Linked DNA regions of Homo sapiens: region 2 is linked to region 1. A link is a contact called in ENCODE Hi-C data. All regions are on one chromosome and are shown on one strand. Each heading gives the region's core, a stretch centred on a gene start or an enhancer-like site at or near the end of the contact. The rest is flanking DNA. Distances are from core to core; before and after follow the strand shown. Region 1 holds the start of CARD8-AS1 (CARD8 antisense RNA 1). Region 2 holds the start of ALDH16A1 (aldehyde dehydrogenase 16 family member A1).

Region 1 (7,391 bases), core at 1,705-4,204:
CTCACTGGCTGACAAAACTGTGTTAAGTCAGGGTGAAGCATAGCGGAGGAACAGGGAGGAAGTGCAGAGTGAGAAAACATAAAGAAGTCAGGAAGTGCCAGAAGAGTAATTTCCTGTGAGTAAAGCCTCATACTCGGTGATTTATCGATAGAGTTTGAATACAAGAGCTGTGAGGTCTGGGCAGTTGGAGTGGAGGCTGAGCAGGAGATAAATGTGGTAGAGGCGGTGTGGTTGGGAGATCCTTGAAAACAGAGAAATGCCCTAGTATGGCAGAGTACAGAAATACTACAAAAACTCACTTGTAGAAAGAACATTCTGCATATAATCAGGCATGGAACGGTCCCATGCATTCCATAATAATTAAGAAAAAGATATTGGCAGAGCATTGCTTAAAGGCACTGCAAGAAAATAGGTGAGAAGACCAGTAAGTTTTATTTATTTATTTTATTATTTTATTATTTGTTTTCGAGATGAAGAACAATCAAAGGAAAATGATGGACGGAAATTAACAATCATTCTTGGGCGGGGGGAAAAACTCCACCCACAATTCCTAAGTAAAAAGGGTTACACACATTCTCGGCATAATAAGTCTCTCTCAGGCCAAATGTGTTCATGTGAACACTATGAAGGCATTCCAGCTGAGGTCAGGAAAATACCAAGTATGACCTTCCCTATTTAAGTTAAAATATTGGAAGCTTATTCCAAAATATTGGAATAAATTTGAAATACAGTGATTGAATGGAAGGACATTAAATTATAACTCATTAGACATGTTATTTTACTCTATAGACAAACACAACAAATCACCTGAAATAAGCTATAAAAGATAAACCAGTAAGTTAGAGAAATAATCTTTTTTTTTTTTTGAGATGGAGTCTCCCTCTGTTGCTTAGGCCAGAGTGCAGTGGCGCAGTCTTGGCTCACTGCAACCTCTGCTTCCTGAGTTCTAGTGAGTCTCCTCCTCAGCCTCCCAAGTAGCTGGGATTACAGGCATGTGCCACCATGCCTGGCTAATTTTTTTTGTATTTTTAGTAGAGATGGGGTTTCACCATGTTGGACATGCTGGTCTTGAACTCCTGACCTCAGGTGATCTGCCTGCCTCAGGTTCCCAAGTGCTGGGATTATAGGCTTGAGCCATTGCGCCTGGCCAGAAGAATCTTAATGTACAAAAATGAATAGGTTTTTAATACAACAGACTATCCCAATTCCTTGAAAGAAGAAAATACACCCATTAAAACAGAAACTATGGTGCCTAGAATTAAACTGCACAAAAAACTACATGACCCATATAATTTTTTTATGTTGAAATAATTTTAAACATGCAAAATTAGCAAAGATTCATATAAATCCTCAACCAGCCTATCCTGATGTTAGCTATATATATAATTGTATTATATGTATAATAGTTGTTATATATAAAACTGTATATATACATTTATTGTATTATAATCATATATATACATTTATTGTATTATATATAATATACAACTGTATATGTAATTGTAATATAATAATTATATACATAATAGTATATGTAATACAAGTATCCAACCAGGAAATTGATGTCAACGTATCTTACCATTACCTAATGTGCAGACCTTATTTGAATTTTGTCAATATTTCTCTTAACGTCCTCTTTCTTCTCCAAGATCGAATCGAGGATCTCACATTGCACTCAGTTGTTATGTCCTTAGATTCCTCCAGGCTGTGACCGTTTCTTATTCTTCCCTTGTCTTTTGTGATTGTGACACTTTTGCTGAGCATGGCCAATTATTTTACAGAATGTTTATCAATTTGGATTTCTTTGATGTTTTCTCACGATTAGGCTGAGGTCATGCATGTTTGTCTTCTGTGTTCAGTCAATATGCCCCATCCTTTTTCAAATATTTCTTCATGTTCTGGCGTCAGAATTTGTTCCAATGTTATCTTATATATTCCTGCCCCAGCCCTCGAAGTAACCATTTCTCCACAGATACTTCAAAATAGTATTTAGAAACCAAGGCCGGGCACAGTGGCTCACGCCTGTAATCCCAGCACTTTGGGAGGCCGAGGCGGGCTGATCTCGAGGTCAAGAGACGGAGACCATCCTGACCAACATGGTGAAACTCCGTCTTTACTAAAAATACAAAAAATTAGCCGAGCGTGGTGGCATGCACCTATAATTCCAGCTACTCGGGAGGCTGAGGCAAGAGAATCGCTTGAACCTGGGAGGCAGAGGTTGCAGTGAGCCGAGATTGCTCCATTACACTCCAGCCTGGGTGACAGACGGAGACTTCATCTCAAAAAAAAAAAAAAGTAATATTGATTAAAAATCAAATTGCATGAGAATGCATAGCAGGATACCAAGCAAATACAACTTTTAAATATTACAGAAAATGATATTTAAAATACAAACCAAATACATAAATCATGCAGGCGGATTAAGACGTTTCTGGATAGTGGTAACAGCTGAGAGTGGCTGGATGAATTCCAGAGAAATTTCATATATTGCTTCAATTTTATTTAAAATATACTATTACCTATGTCTTAGATATTTTATTTTAAATAATGAACAAGGATATTATAAACTCTGCAGAAGTAAGTGTAATCGTGTTTTTTTCCTGCCCACATTAAAGATGGCCCAGATGCTTGCACTGACCCCATTGACTGCCCACAGCCATCATGGCGACCGGAAGTCCTGAGAGCTTACTTCCCTCAGTTCTCAGAAAGCCCACCTCCTCTGCGAGCGTTATTTCAAAAGAAGTTGAGAACCAGAGAAACCGACCTAAGGGGATTCTCCCATTTGGCCCGTCCTACCCTAAAGTCACCACCTGCTGCTTTTCTGGAGCGCTTACCAGGTGAGTTTCAGGAGCCCTAGTGTACAGGAAGGAGAAACGGAGGCTTGTTGGTAGGACACCGCCAGGCTGCTCTGTGTTCTGTTCCTCTTAGTCAGCAAGGAAGGAGTACGACAAAGTGAGAAGTTCATATGAGCGTGTCAGAAGGGGAAATAGGGCCCCTCCCTTGTTAAAAACAAAACCCTCTGGAAGCTCGGCATCCTGTCATAACTTAAATTTATGACTTCAGTGACTTGGCTTGGACAGTCTTAATAATCTCTCTCACACTCAATTTGTTTTAATTTCTGTAATAATAATTTTTATACCAATGTTTATGTTGTTAATACTAATAATTTTACACTGTAACTGTATAACTTTAATTATTAGAAGTGTTAACCTAACTAACAAACATATGAAAGCTTCCTAAGGGAAACAATTTTTTTTTCTTTTTGAGATGGAGTCTCGCTCTGTGGCTAGGCTGGAGTACAGTGGCATGATCTTGGCTCACTGCAACCTCTGCCTCCCAGGTTCAAGCGATTCTCGTGCCTCAGTCTCCCAAGTAGCTGGGACTACAGGCGTGCACCACCACATCCAGCTAATTTTTTATTTTTTAGTAGAGACGGGGTTTCACCATGTTGGCCAGGATGGTCTCCGTCTCTTGACCTCGAGATCAGCCCGCCTTGGCCTCCCAAAGTGTTGGGATTACAGGCGTGAGCCACTGCGCCCAGCCGGAAACAATGTTTATTTGGGAATAGAGCATTGCAATTGGGAATAGACATGCCGTATTAAACTATGTGTATATTCAGGGAGATAAAGGAAGACAGAAATGGGGAGGATTGCATATTGTTTTAACAGAATTTTCCTTGGCTACAAAGATCAGTAACAAGGGTGACATTAGTCCTAGGTTGGACCAGCAGTTGCTGGGCAGCATTCCTTGCAGAAATATATATTTTTTTAAGGTTGTGAAGACCTTTATGTAAGGTTGTGGGTTTTGTAGAGTCTTTTTCATCTTCAGGCATGCAAGGATAAGAGCCCTCTCTTCATGGCCTTCCTGGCTCTATTTGTCAGGGTTATCTTAACATAAGTGACTCCATTTTGTTCTGACAACTTTCAGATTTCCCCTTGTGATCAAGAAGTTTCTCTGAAAGCACTCTCCTGCCTCAGCCTCCCGAGTAGCTGCGACTACAGGTGCCCACCACCACACCCAGCTAATTGTTTTTGTGTTTTTAGTAGAGACGGGGTTTCACTATGTTGGCCAGGCTGGTCTCGAACCCCTGACTTGTGATCTGCCCACTTCGGCCTCCCAAAGTGCTGGGATTACAGGGATGAGCCACCGCACCAGGCCTGCATTTCTTTTTTCAAAGAATTACTGTGGCATTTTTTCCAATGTCATTGTGTTCTGTGGTTCTTATCTAGTCTTCACATTTATTTACATAATGAACTTTCAATGATGGATTTCTACAGAATTTTTGTCACTAAGTGGTTGCCTAGAAGTATATATCCTAAGATTGAACATATTGAAATATGAGCTAACTTTTCTCATTCAATTATTGATTACTTAGTTAGTTTATTTATTATTTGGGGGATGGGATCTTGCAATGCTGCCCAGACCAGACTCAAACTCCTGGGCTCAAACTCCTACCTCAGCCTCCCAAGTAGGTGGGATTACAGGCATGTACTACTTCACCTGGCTCAATTATTTATTATTTATAACTCATTGTACATATATTCAGATAACTTAATCTGTGCATTAAACTCTTCCACTTTGTTGATAGTCATTTCTGTGTTTGCTATGTGGCTACATATGTATGCTATGTGTTTCCTCTATGCTTGAGATAGGATGATGGGGATTCTTCAATGGCTGTGTGAGTTGTTATTCTAGGGCACTTAAGTCAAGAATATGAATTGCTTTGGTCAATTTTTTATATCTTTACTGATACTCTGTTATTCTGTTAATTGCTGAAAGACTATTGAACAGATTTCCCACAAGAGTGGAGGATTATTCTATATCTGTTTATCATTCTACCCGTGTATACTATATACATATTGAAAGTGTGAATATGTATACACAAAATTAAAATTGTTATTCTTATTGAAGTGATCTACTTTATACTTAGTAATGCTGTTTAGGTAAAATATATTTTGTCTAATATTATTGGAGGTGCACCTGCTCCCCATTGATTACATTTTTACACAGATAGTCATCTTGCATTCTTTTATTGGAATCTTAATATAACTTCTTTGGGTTTATCCCCTGTAAGATGGAGGGAAATGCTCTTGAAGCCTAATTTGTCTGACATTCATATTGTTGCTCCAGATTCTTTTTAATAACCATGTATATGGTATATCACTGCCACTGTCATATGAGGGGTGGGGAAGTGGCCCCACTTGGAAACATTTTTGCAGATGAGTATTTAAAATGATAAATGTTGGCCAGGCACGGTGGCTCACACCTGTAATTACAGCACTTTGGGAGGCTGAGGCAGGTGGATCACGTGAGGCCAGGAGTTCGAGACCAGCCTGGCCAAATTGGTGAAACCCCGTCTCTACAAAAATACAAAAATTAGCCAGGCATGGTGATGCATACCTGTAATCCCAGTCACTGCAGCTCCCTGCACCTGTACTCTCACACACCACATTCTCTTAACCAGTCCTATTCTTTTTAGCTCCTATCATGTGTACATATACGTTTTCCTGTACCACAAACATTCTGTATAATCTCTTGTGCTATTATGTTTTATCTGTTTAGATCATGGATGTATGTCCAACCCATTAAATAGTACCAAGAATAAGGAACATGTGCAAAATGTATTTGTGGAATGAATACAAGAAGTGCCATAGAGCAGTGCAGTTTAACAGAAATATAATCCAAGCCCCAAATGTATATTAAATTTTCTAGCAACTGCATTTAAAAAAGCAAAAACAAGCAGATACAGTTAGTTTAAAAATACCTATGTAGTTGTATATGTATACACATATGTGTGTGTGTGTGTGTGTGTGTGTGTGTATATACTGATAAGGCCAGTGCGGTGGCTCACACCTACAATCCTAGCACTTTTGGAGGCTGACACAGGCGGTTCACTTGAGGTCAGGAGTTCTAGACCAGCCTGGCCAACGTGGGGAAACTCTGTCTCTACTAAAAAATACAAAAAAATTAGCCAGGCATGGTGGTGCACACCTATAATCCTAGCTACTCGGAAGGCTGAAGTGGGAGGATTGCTTGAATCCAGGAGGTGGGGGCCGCAGTGAGCTGAGATCACACCACTGCATACTCCAGCCTGGGTGACAGAGCAAGACTCTGTCTCAAAAAAAAAAAATTATATATATTATATATATTCTTACATATGTTTTACTTACATATTTGTGTATATGTATTTTATTTAAATATGCATATATATGTAAACATAACAAAACATATACATACGTTTTACCCAAAATGTCATAATTTAAACTTGTCAGCAATGTGAAAGTTATTAAGATAATATTTATATACTGTTATTTATATTGACTTCAAAACCTGAATGCTTTTTAAATTTATGATACACCTCAATTCAAACTAGCCCTAATTCAATTGCTCAATAACTGCATGACTTTTTCTCCACAAAAGTCATCATGGAGACTTCCCAGCTGCAGAAGAAAGTATGGGGTTTGAGATCAGCCATTGAATGCTCCCTGAGAGCTGATCATTCTTGTCTTAGAGAGGAAGAGGTAAATTAGGAAATAATTTTATTATTTTTTATTAGCACAAAAGGGCAGATGGTTGGGTAGCATGATGAAATAATTCCAGTGATCATCTCTAGTCTTGATTTTTTCTCAGATTTATAAAAGAAATAAAGAGTGATGAAGTTGTTTGAGCAATAAAAGCACACAAAGCAACCAAGCAGCAGGAGGATGGTATGGGTGGCTCTGTGTTCAGGAGATGGCTGGGAAGAGAGGCTAGGGCTGTGCAGACGCTGGGCTCTCCGCCGGTGTCTGCAGAGGAGACTGGCCATGTTGATGCTGGTCCAGACCATGAGGAACACAAACAGGACATGGCGAATCACCATGACATTTATAAATGATCCTTGGGGGAGTTTTATCTGTTTAGATCACGGATGTATGCCAAATCCATTAAATAGTACCAAGAATAAGGAACATGTGCAAAATATATTTGTGGAATGAATAAAATAAGTCCCATAGAGCAGTGCAATTTAACAGAAATATAATCCAAGCCCCAAATGTATATTAAATTATTGTATGTATGGCCTAGTTTGACAACAGTCTTGCAAATATCCAGGACCAGAAATGGTGAAATTGGTATTGGCCTCTACGGTTTCAGTGATGTGAACGTAGATTAGCATGTTGGTGATCCAGAGGAAAATGAAAGAGGGAACAAACCTCAAGGCTGATATGCGGATCACACAATAGTTTACCAAACTGCCCAATATCATAACCAGAGACGTTCACACTACAAACCAGGAGAAAAAGTTGGTGTTTTCACACTGTATAACTTTCTGCAAGATGCTGAAACAAGACTCTATATCATAATGAGACTTTCATCTCACTTAATTCGACCTTTTCTACTTAGCAGAATAATGG
Region 2 (7,391 bases), core at 4,892-7,391, 1.2 Mb before region 1:
CTAGGAAATGGATTTAGGGGCTTCACCAGCCCCAGTGAACTGAGCCCCAATGCACTCCAAGAATGTCCTGGGAAATAGAGGCTTTGTGGCTTCTAGTCCCAGTGAATAGTGGACAACGGATGCATGTTTCAGCCACGACTGCCTCCAGCACATACTGGGAATCTGAGCCTTAGCTGCAAATTAATTCAGTGGGATCTTGGGAAATAGCCTTTGTTCCCATGGTCTCGAGTGGATGCTGGGGTTCCCCGCCTCCCGGGGTCCACACCTCAGCTGCATCACCTGGTCAGGTGCTGGGCCCGGACGACGCCGGGGTGCGCACTCCAGCCCTTAAATGCCATCCTGGCTGCCTCCACGGCTGCAGCCACATCCTCGGCCTGTGCCTGCAGGCAACTGGCCAAGTTCTCTCCTGGGGAGAAAAGTGGGGGGACTCAGATGGGAGGAGTAGCCCATGTCATATCTGGAGGGGGCTGAGATTTTCGGAGCCTGGATCAGCCCAAGAGTGTAAAGCTGGTCCCCATTCTCTGCTGGGTCACGGCTATGATCACCTCCAGGGCAAGGAAGCTATTTTAACAGACAGCAGTCTCACAAAGCCTCCACAGAGACCCGGAACCATAATTAGGGTGACTGGTTTCAGAAGGAACCAGACATCGCAGCCCATCTCCCACCACCAGCTGTTTCCTGCCCTCAGGGCCCTAGGCAAGGGGAATGGGTGTTGGTGGGTAGGGCTAGAGGGCACAGATACCTCCCTTCCACTAATGACTGGGGGACATCTCGTACCTGTGATGGGATCCTGGCAAGGCACTGAATTTCTGTGTTCAGGCTTTAACCACTTCCCATTCACATAGTGGCCCAAGCACCGGTCCTGGGTGTCCAGCCAGGCCTGGGGGAGGTAGAGACAGTTTGGAAAGGGGTTCGGGAGGAGCTGGGGCAGTTCAACCCCTACCCAGAATCCTCTAGGAGGGGACGTCTGTCTCCCTCTGCCCCATCAGCTAATTCTTTTCCTCCTATTGCTTTAAAAAAAAAGTTTGTGGTAAAATAGAGCATTTCAAAGTGTATAGTTCAGCAGTTTAGTGGCATTCTGTGCATTTACAGTGTTGTGTAACCATCACCACTCTAGTTCTAGAACATTTTTTCATTTTTTTTTTTTGAGACTGAGTCTTGCTCTGTCACCCAGGCTGGAGTGCAGTGGCATGATCTCAGCTCACTGCAAGCTCCGCCTCCTGGGTTCACGCTATTCTCCCGCCTCAATCTCCTGAGTAGCTGGGACTACAGGCGCCCGCCACCACATGCGGCTAGTTTTGTTTTTGTATTTTTAGTAGAGACGGGGTTTCACCATGTTGGTCAGGCTGGTCTTGAACTCCTGACCTCAAGTGATCTGCACGCCTTGGCCTCCCAAAGTGCTGGGATTATGGATGTGTCAACATCTTTAATTCATTCAATTAGGGTCTCAACTGAGTCCTTGGGCTGGTGCCACAACAGTGGCACCTATTTGGAGTCCACTTTGGGAGGCCGAGGTGGTCTGAGCCTAGGCATTCAAGACCAGCCTGGGCAACATGGTGAAAGCTCATCTCTACAAAAAATACAAAAAGTTAGCCGGGTGTGGTGGTGAGTGCCTGTAGTCCCAGCTACCTGGGAGTCTGAGGTGGGAGGATCACTTGAGCCCAGGAGGTAGAGGCTGTAGTAAGCCAAGATCACGCCACTGCACTCCAGCCTGAGTAACAGAGCAAGGCTCTGTCTCAAAGAAAAAAAATTTTTTTACCACATCTCACTCACCACATCTCCTCCATATTTCTTTCTTTCTTTTTTTTTTTTTTGTTTGAGACAGAGTCTTGCTCTGTCACCCAGGCTGGAGTGCAGTGGCGCGATCTCTGCTCACTGCAAGGTCCGCCTCCTGGATTCACGCCATTCTCCTGCCTCAGGCTCCCGAGTAGCTGGGACTACATGCGCCTGCCACCACGCCTGGCTAATTTTTTTGTATTTTTAGTAGAGATGGGGTTTCACTGTGTTAGCCAGGATGGTCTTGATCTCCTGACCTCGTGATCCGCCCGCCTCGGCCTCCCAAAGTGCTGAGATTACAGGCGTGAGCCACTGCGCCCGGACTTCTCCTCCATATTTCTTTCTCATCCTGGTCACGTCTTCCCTGATGCTAAATCCAAAGCACACTGCTCACTTGCTCCTTCTACAGACTCCCCTAGCATCTCTGATGTCACATATTCCTGATTTTTCTCTTACTGGCCCTTCTTTCTTTTTTTTTTTTGAGATGGAGTCTTGCTCTTGTCTCCCAGGCTGGAGTGCAATGGTGCGATCTCAGCTCACTGCAACCTCCGCCTCCTGGGTTCACGTGATTCTCCTACCTCAGCCTCCCAAGTAGCTGGGATTACAGGCGGCCGCCACCATGCCCAGCTAATTTATATATTTCTAGTAGAGATGGGTTTTTACCATGTTGGCCAGGCTGGTCTCGAACTCCTGGCCTCAGGTGATCCACTCGCCTCGGCCTCCCAAAGTGCTGGGATTACAAGCATGAGCCACTGTGCCTGGCTTCTCCTTTCTCTTTAAAGCAAAAAAGTTACTTAGAAGTTCCAAACTCAAACGCCCACAGGGAGAGAGACATCTGTGAGAAAGTCAGGGATATTTGAACATGAACTGGGCATCAGATGACATTAAAGAATGATTGTTGGCCGGGCATGGTAGCTCACATCTGTAATCCCTGCACTTTCCCACGCTGAGACGGGAGGATTGCTTGAGCTGAGGAGTTTGAGACTAGTCTGGACCTACACAGCAAGACCCCATCTCTACAAAAATAAAAGTAAAAAATTTGCCAGTCATGATGATGCACACTTGTAGTCTCAGCTAGTCAGGAGGCTGGGGTGGGAGGATTGCTTGGGTCCAGGAGTTTCAGGCTGCAGTGAGCTATGAACGCTACTGAATGCTAGCCTGGGCGACAGAGTAAGATCCTGTCTCAAACAAACAAACAAAAAACAAAAAGAATGACTTAATGTTAAGTGTGGTAACAGACCATGGTAGTTTTGTAACAAAATGAGCCCTTATCTGTTAGAAGAAAGGATTCAAATATTTATAGGAAAATACTGTGACATCCAGGATTTGTTTAAATTACTCCAAAGAAAATACAGAAGGAAACAGCGCTGGGATAAATGTTGATGATGGTTGAGGCACAGTGATGGGTAAACAGGAGTTCAAAATAAATGCTAATTATTCTGTGCAAGTTGGAAAGCTTCCCCCCAAAAGAAAAACAAAATTCCAAAAGAATGTCCAGAGGGTTCCAGGAGGCCTGAGAAGAGGGCCTGGATGAGAAGAGGAGCTTAACGATTCATGGAAAAGACAGGAGCTATTGGTCCCAGATGACTTTTGTCAGGGAAGTTGAGCCAAATGTTGACACATTTTGGAATTTTATTTTCAAGAGGACCTCCCGGATGTTTACATGGAATCAATTGTCCAGCATTTCACATAAAAAAAAAATAAAGTTCACGCCAAAGAAAACATGTTTGTTGGTTGAGTCTGGCCCAGAGACTGTACGGTTGAGAACTTTGCTGGTGTAGGCAAGACCACGGGTCTGAAATGCAAGGACTCAAGTCCAAGTCTCAACTTCACTTTTTATGTTTTATTTTTATATTAATAGAGATAGGGCCTCACCATGTTGCCCAGGCTGGTCTCAAACTCCTAGGTGCGAGTGATCCTCCTGCCTCGGTCTCCCAAACTGCTGGGATTACAGGTGTGAGCCACTTGCCTGGCCTCAACTTCTTTTTTTTTCAGGGGGGACAGGGTCTTATTCTGTCACCCAGGCTGGAGTTCAGTGGTATGATCACTGCACCTCCCAGGCTCAGGTGATCCTCCCACCTCAGCCTCCCGGGTAGCTGGGACTACAGGTGTGTGCTGCCATCCTCGGCTAATCTTTTGTTTTCTGTTTCCTTTTTTTTTTTTTTTTTTTTTTGAGATGGAGTTTTGCTCTTGTTGCCCAGGCTGGAGTGCAGTGGCGTGGTCTCGGCTCACTGCAATCTCCACCTCCTGGGTTCAAGCGATTCTCCTGCCCCAGCCTCCCAAGTAGCTGGGATTACAGGTGCCTGCCACCACGCCCAGCTAATTTTTTGTATTTTTAGTAGAGATGGGTTTCACCATCTTGGCCAGGCTGGTCTCGATCTCCTGACCTCATGATCCGCCCGCCTCGGCCTCCCAAAGCGCTGGGATTACAGGTGTGAACCACTGCGCCCAGCCATTTTTGTATTTTTTTTGGAGACAGCGTCTTGCTCCGTTGCCCAGGCTGGAGTGCAGTGGTGCAATCTCAGCTTACTGCAACCTCTGCCTCCTGGATTCAAGCAATTCTCCCACCTCAGCCTCCCAAGTAGCTAGGATTACAGGCAAACACCACCACGCTCAGGTAATTTTTGTATTTTAGTAGAGATGGGGTTTCACCATGTTGGCCAGGCTGGTCTCGAACTCCTGACCTCAGGTGATCCGCCCACCTAGGACTCCCAAAGTGCTGGGATTACAAGTCTGAGCCACCACGCCTGGCCCAATGTTTTGTATTTTAGTAGAGACGAGGTTTCACTATGTTGCCCAGGCTGGTCTCGAATTCCTGAGCTCAGGCGATCTGCCCGTCTTGGCCTCCCCAAGTTCTAGGCTGTGCCAGGGTTCTGATCCAGTTCCTTCCACTTGGATCATTGCTCTGGCCTCCTGCCCTCCCCCTCAAAGAAGCCTAAGCTCCTTTCGCCTGGGTGCTGGGGGACCCTGGGGGATCATGAGAGCCCCGTGAAGGAATTCTGAGAGTGCCTGGGGAAACGACAGAAAGTTTGAGGTGCCCTACTCATTTGCAGGAACCCCACGAGGGTTCTGGGGGCCTCTGAGGGGTCATGGGAGTCCTAGGGAGGTTCTGAGGACCCCCAGGGGATCATGGGACCCTCACGAGGACTTCAGGGGTTCCTGAACAATCATGGGAACCCTATGGGACATTCTGAGAGCTAGAGAGATCATAGGAGCCCCGTGAGGGTATTGTGAGGGGCCATAAGTAATTACAGGAAGTCCTGATGTGGCTGGGTGCAGTAGCTCACGCCTGTAATCCCAGCACTTTGGGAAGTCGAGGTGGGTGGATCACTTGAGGCCAGGAGTTCGAGACCAGCCTGGCCAACATGCTGAAACCTTGTCTCTAGAAAAAGTACAAATATTAGCTGAGAGTGGTGGCGCGCGTCTCTGGTCCCAGTTACTTGGGGGGCTGAGGTGAGAGGATGGCTTGAGCCCAGGAGGTTGAGGCTGCAGTGGTGTGATAGCGCCAGTGCACTTCAGTTTGGGCGACAGAGTGAGACCCTGGCTCAAAAAAAAAAACAAAAAAAAAACCCAACCCAAACCGGAAGTCCTGATGTATTCTAGGCTCCTGAGAGTTCCGATGAGGTCACATGAACCCCACGAGTATTGAGGGGTCCTATGGGATCACGGGGGCTCCATGGAAGTTCTGAAGGTCTCTGGGTAATCAAAGGGATGAAGGGAGTCCCTCAGGAGGTCTGGGGTGCTCTGGAGGCCCATGGAAGCCATAGGATGTTTTGAAGAGTCGTGGAAAGACAATGGGGGTTGTGGGTCACTGGAGCCTCACAGGAATCCTAAGGGGTCTGGTGGGTGGCGTCAGGTTCTGAGGGGACCCTGAGGAATCACGAGAGCGTCTAGAGGAGTTCAGGAAAACCGCGGAAACACTACGAGGAGTTCAGGATCAAGGGGCAAGAGAACCAGTGGGGAAGACCGGAACAGACTAAAAGGCTGCCACCGCCAAGGCTCAAGGGAGCGTCCTACAGGGCGCGATCCTATTGGGCGGCGGGAATCACGGGGACTAAGAGAGGCGGAGCGGCTGAGCTACCGCAGTGGATGACGGGACTCCCCGCGAAAAACCGGGCGCCCAGGCCTGGGGAACGCAGCGAGCAGCGCCGGCCGGGCAGACTCTCACCAGTGCGCATGCGTGGCTCTCCGGCACCGGTCCGTACTCCAGCGAGGTGAAGATCTCGCGGGCGCGGGGCCCTGCACGCGTCGCAGCCATCGCCTACCCCGAACGCTTTCCGCGAAGACTGCGGGGCGCTCTGTGTTAAGGGGAACCTTGAGGTCCGAAGAGCGACACCTCCGGTTCCAGCCCAAAGGGGCGGGGCTAATGGGAATGGGGTGGGGCTACAAGATACAGAGAGCAGCCACGCCCACACTTTTTCCTTAGGACCCGATGGCCCCGCCTACGTCCCCCACGGGGAAGCGTATTTAGGAGCATGCGCACTGCTTAAAACGGGGAGGAAGGGGAGACGGCGATGTGGGTACTTTGCGAATAGTTAGGAGGGCTCCGGATTTATGAGGATCGGCGTGGCCGGGCACGATGGCTCTTGGCTGTAATCCCAGCACTTCGGGAGGCCGAGGCGGGCGGATCACCTAAGGTCGGGAGTTCGAGACCAGCCTGACCAATTTGGTGAAACCCCGTCTCTACTAAAAATACAAGCATTAGCCGAGCTGTGGTGGTGCGCGCCTGTAATCTCAGCTACTCAAGAGGCTGAGGCGGGAGAATCACTTGAACCCAGAAGGTGTACGTTTCAGTGAGCCGAGATCGCGCCACTGCACTCCAGCCTGGGTGGCAAAGGGAGACTGTGTCTAAAAAAAAAATAGTAATAAAAAAAAAGGGTCGTCCTATTGATGCGTCTTCCCAGTGCCTTGTTTTATAGTAGCAGGAAGTGCAGGTTTTGTTTTACCTTTTATTTTCTTGAGACAGGGTCTCCCTCTGTCGCCCAGGGCTGGAGTGCAGTGGTCCGATCACGGCTTACTGTCGCCTCGACTTTTCAGGTTTAAACATTACTCCTGCGTCAGCCTGCACAGTAGCTGGGACTACAGGCAGGTGCCATCAAGCCTGGCTAATTTTTTTTTTTTTTTTTTTTTTGGTAGAGACAGGATCTTGCTATGTTGCTCAGGCTGGTCTCGAACTCCTGGGCTCAAGCGATCCTCCTACCTCGGCCTCCCAGCCTCAAAGTGCAGCTTTTCTAATTATATTGACTAGAGGTCTAGATCTAGATCTAGACCTGGCGGGTCTAGATCTGGACGTATTAGGATCTAGAGCTGGCAGGAAGTGATAATTCAAAGATAAAAAGGGTACCTTTTAGGATGGACATTGAGATTAAGGTTTGGAAAATGCAACCTTCACTGCAAAGTAAGGGGGCCAGTTTTGGTTGTGGAAAGAGTGGAAGTCTGGCGCTTTTTTTTTTTTTTTAAGAGATGGGGTGTGGGACGTTATCTCATTGTATTGCCCAAGCTGGTTTCGAACTCCTGGCCTCAAGCGATCCTCTTGCCCTGGCCTTCCAAAGTGCTGGGACTACCGGTAGGAGCCACAGCGCCCAGCCGGAAGTGTGGCTTTCATAGATACAGGA

Evidence for each region. A loop is a pair of places that touch in the nucleus more often than their neighbours do. Pooled maps may share reads with other maps.
Region 2: a loop to region 1 is called in a pooled map, with 6 times the contacts of the local background. The contact joins the promoter of ALDH16A1 here to the promoter of CARD8-AS1 in region 1. A Hi-C loop is called at or near these places in 6 of 50 pooled maps.

Annotation. Positions count from the first base shown.
Region 1 is chr19:48,251,238-48,258,628 of GRCh38, reverse strand. CARD8-AS1 (CARD8 antisense RNA 1) reads right to left here and starts at 2,954. Exons shown (of 2, transcript NR_040599.1): 1 at 2,835-2,954; 2 at 435-2,278. It overlaps CARD8 (caspase recruitment domain family member 8), which reads left to right and starts at 2,717. Exons shown (of 14, transcript NM_001184900.3): 1 at 2,717-2,837. It also overlaps the pseudogene VN1R97P. RefSeq lists an enhancer at 2,609-2,848.
Region 2 is chr19:49,451,975-49,459,365 of GRCh38, reverse strand. ALDH16A1 (aldehyde dehydrogenase 16 family member A1) reads right to left here and starts at 6,141. Exons shown (of 17, transcript NM_153329.4): 1 at 5,945-6,141; 2 at 778-880; 3 at 280-406. The coding sequence starts at 6,034. RefSeq lists enhancers at 4,589-5,548, 7,282-7,331, 7,342-7,391, 7,246-7,391.